Regions from separate parts of the Homo sapiens genome. Here region 1 is linked to region 2. A link is an interaction called in ENCODE POLR2A ChIA-PET data of the cell type or tissue named here. Cell type or tissue: OCI-LY7. All regions are shown on one strand. Each heading gives the region's core, and the rest is flanking DNA. Links, peaks and the distances in the headings are about the cores only.

What was found. Peaks named below come from ENCODE experiments on the same cell type or tissue, not always from the same donor. Only the 100,000 strongest peaks of a DNase experiment are listed, where the experiment ranks them.
Region 1: POLR2A ChIA-PET joins it to region 2 with 9 read pairs; 5 of 35 experiments call an interaction of 5 or more read pairs at or near these places.

What each region holds. Positions count from the first base shown.
Region 1 is chr4:185,365,831-185,368,747 of GRCh38, reverse strand. It overlaps LRP2BP (LRP2 binding protein), which reads left to right. Exons shown (of 9, transcript NM_001377440.1): 9 at 1,503-2,917. The coding sequence ends at 1,568. It also overlaps a transcript of SNX25 not described here. Among named protein-coding and RNA genes, the nearest start is that of LRP2BP, 29 kb to the left of the region's middle. In OCI-LY7, for the core only: no CTCF peak of the experiment used is centred there; no DNase peak of the experiment used is centred there.
Region 2 is chr4:185,201,168-185,204,084 of GRCh38, reverse strand. It overlaps CFAP97 (cilia and flagella associated protein 97), which reads left to right and starts at 85. Exons shown (of 5, transcript NM_020827.3): 1 at 85-187. RefSeq lists silencers at 2-173, 1-552. In OCI-LY7, for the core only: no CTCF peak of the experiment used is centred there; DNase peaks (open chromatin) are centred at 534 and 1,424; H3K4me3 peaks cover 1,724 bases; H3K27ac peaks cover 897 bases.

The DNA.
Region 1 (2,917 bases), core at 239-2,738, 160 kb before region 2:
TAGCCCCATTACTCTGCAACTAGGATACTGTACTCTAGGACTCTAGGATACACATCTAGAATACTGTACTCAGTTTAGGCCATTGTACATTATGGGGATACTGATAAAATGGAGATCATTTAGAGGCAGTAAACCAGTGAAGGGTCTGGAATGATATCATATGACGCATGATATGAGGAACAGAAATGGTCTCCCTCAGAGCAAAAGGACACAAGGTGTCCCGACAGCGGTGTTCACTGGACCGGCAGTGTCCCGCAGGAAGGGAACGGGTTGGGAGGGAGAGGCAGTGTCCCGCAGGAAGGGAACAGGTTGGGAGGGAGCAGAATCAGTGCCCATGGCAGGCAGTGTGTTATGGCAGAAGGTGAGGCAGTAAGATGGTAACTGGGACCTGGAGGCGACAGACCCAGGCCTGCTCTCGGCTCTGCCACCGTCAGGCAGGGTGACTCCCACTTCCTAGAGTGTTAGGTTTCTGTGAAACCAGCATTATGTATTCTGTTAGGACCCTTCGAGGATTCTGGAGTACATGGAGAGAAACACCAGCCTAAAATAAGGGAAAGTTTTCTTTTTTTTGAGACGGAGTCTGGCTCTGTTGCCCAGGCTGGAGTGCAGTGGCGCAATCTCGGCTCTCTGCAAGCTCCGCCTCCCAGGTTCACGCCATTCTCCTGGCTCAGCCTCCCGAGTAGCTGGCACCACAGGCGCCCACCACCACGCCTGGCTAATTTTTGTATTTTTAGTAGAGACGGAGTTTCACTGTGTTAGCCGGGATGGTCTCGATCTCCTGACCTCGTGATCCATCCACCTCGGCCTCCCAAAGTGCTGGGATTACAGGTGTGAGCTACCGCGCCCGGCCATAAGGGAGAGTTTTCTAACACAACAGTTCAGGAAACAAAGAAAAACACAAGTTTTCTCTGAAGGTGAAAACTTCTACATATGTAGAATGTGTAACTTCCTGCTACTGGAAGCAACCAAGCAAATACCTAGTGACCAACTGTCGTGGGTACTGAAGGGACAATTACTGCATAGAATGGGGTTTGGATGAGAGCTCTATATCCCAAATTGTTGACATTCTAGAAATTATGCACCTTGTCACTATTTAGACATAATAAAATTATTTTAGCTGTATATTTTAAAATAAAATTTTACAGATGCTGTTATTCACATAATGAGATCATAACAACTTTGAGGCCAAATGTTAATGCTCTCCATTTTACTTATTTTAATAATTCATAACATACAATGCTATCATTGGTGCTTAAGTTCCCTTTATTCTTGGCATTGATAAAATATCTCTTTCAAATGAGAATAACATGGTTATTTTGAGTATTGATCTATTCTGCATAGGTTAAAGTAGGACATCAGAATAGAAAGTATCTTAACAAATTTTCTTGAAATTCACTGTACTTTACTATTCTTAAAAATGAATCAAAAAAGAAAAAAAAAAAAAGAAGAAAGACCCAAACAATTAGAATGTATCTAAATATCTGACTCTTTTTGATTTTAAGGCTTGTCGTCTGAATCCCGCATTGGCAGATGAACTTCACTCCTTACTTATTCGTCAAAGAATTTAGACCACAATGTATTTCAACAAAGATCATCAATGCTAACACCTCACAATGTGTGTATTTTTACAGTAGCTATGTTTGGTTATTTTGCACATCACAAATTACACTATCCTGGGTATTTTACAGGTGACATGTTACTTCGTTCTTGAATTCGTACGCTGTTAAGTTTTGCAACTTGAAACCTAGACACAAGGTCAAATTGCTGGAAGAGTCCTCAGAGGTCCACCTCTTACCCTACAGACTGGCCGAGACCATATCAAGTATTAAAACCATTCTATACAGCAAGTATCGTTTATCCTTTCTTAAACACCGAGTCTCCAAAAATACTTAGTTTAGCTTTAGTTTAGTAAGTTCAGAAGTAGAAACAAACTTATTTAAAACCATCATTTGAAAGTTTAATTCTTTAAATTTGTCTCTTAGTTTTGTGAATTTTGAATAATAATGTTTAAATTTTGTTTCAGTCATTTAAAATTTAAATTTTCAGTCATTTAAAATTTTAAAAATTTAAAATTTCACAAAACTAAGGGTAAAAGACATTTAAAGAATTAAACTTAAATAAGTGTGTGCAGCATTTCTACTTCTGAAGTTATTAAAGCTAAAACTGCACTAAGCCTTTTGAGACATCCTTTATTCTTAAAAAGCTCATAAATAATTGGCTTATTACATATAAACTTCAAAAAAGTGGGTTATAAGACATTGCTTTAGAATCTTGCCCCTCCAAATCTTCCCTCAAAGATCTTAATGAGTAAAACAACTGCTACATACATATGCAGAATGTGTAATAAAACAAAAAGCAATTGCTATATGAAAATATTCGTAAGAAAAGTAAAGCAAATTGTTTCTTTGTGCTTCAGCTCATTTTCCATATTTTTAAAACCCTGTGGTAAAAGCCTCAATGAAATCATTTACAAGAACTACAATTAAATATTGTTAAAATTAGCAAAAGGCTTTCCGTATATAGATGACATCTATGAAGGCAAAAGGTGACAGTAAAAACAGTAAGATCCATATGCATAAGATTGTACAAGGCTATTCATTTGTGAAACAAATATACATATCGAAGACAGGTCTCAGAGATACCTTAACTATTCCTTTTTTTATAAACATATTAAAGGATGTGGCTTTATTTTATAAATCACAACCATCCCAACAGTGGATTTAAACAAGATTTCTTTTTAGTAATGGGAAAATGCAATTAATATGGAGGTGATAGTCACTAAGAACTGTTGAATGGCAGAAAAGTATTTGCTCTCGTTTTATGTTCTGGCTTGTCTGTATTGCCTGAACTTCATTTTGTCTTTGTGTAAGGGAAGAAATTTCAACAGACTCGGGTTTGAGATATCCTCAAATGGTCA
Region 2 (2,917 bases), core at 266-2,765:
GCGAGGGCCGCACGAGGCCCGGCGTGCGCCCCCGCCTCTCCCGAAGCGCCGGGCCCCACGCCGCCCCTCCTTTCCCTTTCCGCTCTCTCCGCCTCCGGAAGCGCGGGCGCGCGGCGCCGGGAGCCCGTTCAGGGCCGCGGGAGTGCGCCAGCGCCGCGCGTGGGGCTGTGGTGGCCGCGGCTCTCAGGTGAGGGGCGCGCGAGCGGCTCCTGGCTCCCTGCTCGCGGGGCGCCCGCCACGCTCCTTTCCGTTCGCATCCGTCTCCCCGCTCCGGAGCCCAGGCGGCGGCGAGTACTCGGGGTGGGTTTAACGAAGCCTGCGCGGACGGTGGGAGACCGCGCCCCCACGACAGGGGCGCCCGCGGCGGCGGGTCGCGGCGCCGTTCCACCCCGGTCCCCTGTGAGAATGGCGGGTCCCGCCCTCTCGCGCGTTCCGGGTGGCTTTGAGGGTCAGGATCAGCCCTAAATTGAGATTGGGCCGCGACCACATGCCGGGCCCTGACGACTTCTTCCTACTTGTAGGGACTCGAACCTAACCCACGAGGCCCGAGGGGTTATCTGCCTTCCGGGGACGGTAGGGGATGTAGACAAGAGCCTAGCGTTCCTGGAAACAGGTGTTTAATTTGGGCCGGGATTTTCATGTACCCAATTGGGCATCTTGTTGGAGGCCTACTGTGCTGTTTAACTACAGAAATGTATTGTCACAGTAACAAGATGACAGTTTAAAAAGTGCCCGGTGCTTTTCTGTGTATTTTCCTGATGTTTGGTGAAAGCATTAGTCTTGTTATTGCTGGTCTGTAGGACCTGGCAAGTGGGGCGTGCCCAGTGACTCTCAGGCAGCTTTGATAAAAACTTACCTGTCTCTTTTTTTTATTTTTATTTTTTGAGACAGGGTCTCGCTCTGTGGCCCAGGGTGGAGTGCAGTGGCACGATCATGTCTCACTGCAGCCTCCCAACTCCTGGGCTCAAGCGATCCTCCTGTCTTGGCCTCCCAAAGTCCGGGGATTACAGGCGTGAGCCATGCCCCTCCTGGCAAAACTCTGTCTTGATTGAGCACCAAAGGGTTGTTATGGTCTGATGAACTATCCTTTAATTTTATCCTTTCCTAGTCTGTTGTAAAGAGAATCTTAACTACTTTATTAAGTCATTTTTCTTATTCTCTGGTAAATTGAATCACTTACCTCGTAGTAAATGTTATCAAAAGAATTGCTCAGTGGATGGGATTGTTGGGTAAATTTTCCTGTAAATTAAGTCACATGAGTGTCGAAATCTTTACAGTAACTCTGTTGGATATTATTAACTAAAATTTAAACCTGAAAAGTCTCACAGGCACCGGACTATGCACCAGGGCGCATGAACTGTGACCACTTAGGGAGGCAGCTGGCTTCCAGCTCTTGGGGACTGCATGACCTTATCATGGAAATGCAGATAAAGGCATAGTTGTGGTTTGTGCTTCCGGAGGGGTGGGGGAAGATGGCAGGAAACTATCAAGGAAACTGGGTTGAAACCCGGTGATTTTTTTTGTTTGTTTGTTTTTTGAGATAGGATCTCACTCTGTTGCCTAGGCTGGAGTGCAGTGGCCTGATCTCGGCTCACTGCAGCCTCAGCTCCCAGGTTCCAGCGATTCTCCCACCTCAGCCTCCGGAGTAGCTGGGACTACAGGCGAGAGCTACAACGCCCGGCTAATTTTTGTATTTTTTGTAGAGGTGGGGTTTGGCCATGTTGGCCAGGCTGGTCTCAAGCTCCTGGGCTCAAGTGGTCTGCCTGCCTGGGCCTCCCAAAGTTACAGGCATGAGACTGTAACATGAGCCACCGCACATGAGCCTCCATGCCCAGCCACACACATACAAGGCGATTTTTCTACCCTCGTGGGTAGCAAAGAGCATGGCTCAATCTTAAATCTCCTAACTCCAAACTCCTTTGTGGGATAAACATTCTTTGAATGACTAAATTCATCAGGTTCTCCTTTGGGTACTGGGGTTATAAAGATGAGGAAGTGACGAGGAGCTCCCAGTCTGGCAAGGAGACAAGTGTAGGGGATGGGGGGAAAAACAAAAATCCTTTTTCCTTTAGCTGGGTCTGCAGCTGGGGCTGTAAGGCAGATTAACAGGAGAAAAGGCATACGTATTTTATGTTAATTTTTACAATGACACAGGGCTTTCCTAGAAAAGAAGTGGATAGGCCAGAAAGTTTCTATACGGTGTTTAAAAGATGATAAACTGTGGAGATACGACATGAAGAGATCATAAAACCAGGTGGAGGGTTAGACCTCTAGGGATTGAAACTATGGGACGGTAAATACAGGCATACCTTGGAGATATTTTGGTTGCTTGCAGACCACCACAATAAATTAAATCTTGGAATAAAGCGAGTCACATGAATTTTTTGGTTTCCCAGTGCATATAAAAGTTATGTTTACACTATACCGTGGTCTGTTAAGGGTACAATGGTATTATGCTTAAGAAATGTACATACGTTATCTAAAAAATAATTTATGGCTAAAAAATGCTGTCAATCATCTGAGCCTTCAGGGAGTTGTAATTTTTTTTTGCTGGTGGAGGGTCTTGCCTCACTGTTGATGGCGGCTGACTGATCAGGGTGCTGAGTGCTGAAGGTTGGGATGGCTGTGGCAATTTCTTAAAATAAGACAATGATTAACTTTGCTTTATTGATTGACTTCTTTTCACAAAAGATTTCTGTAGCTTGTGATGCTGCTTGACAGCATTTTATCCAGAGTAGAACTTTTTTTTTTTTTTTTTTGAGGCGGAGTCTTGCTCTGTCGCCTGGGCTGGAGTGCAGTGGTGTGATCTGGGCTCACTGCAACCTCCGCTTCCTGGGTTCAAGAGATTCTCCTGCCTCAGCCTCCCAAGTAGCTGGGATTACAGACATGGGCCACCACGCCCAGCTAATTTTTTTTT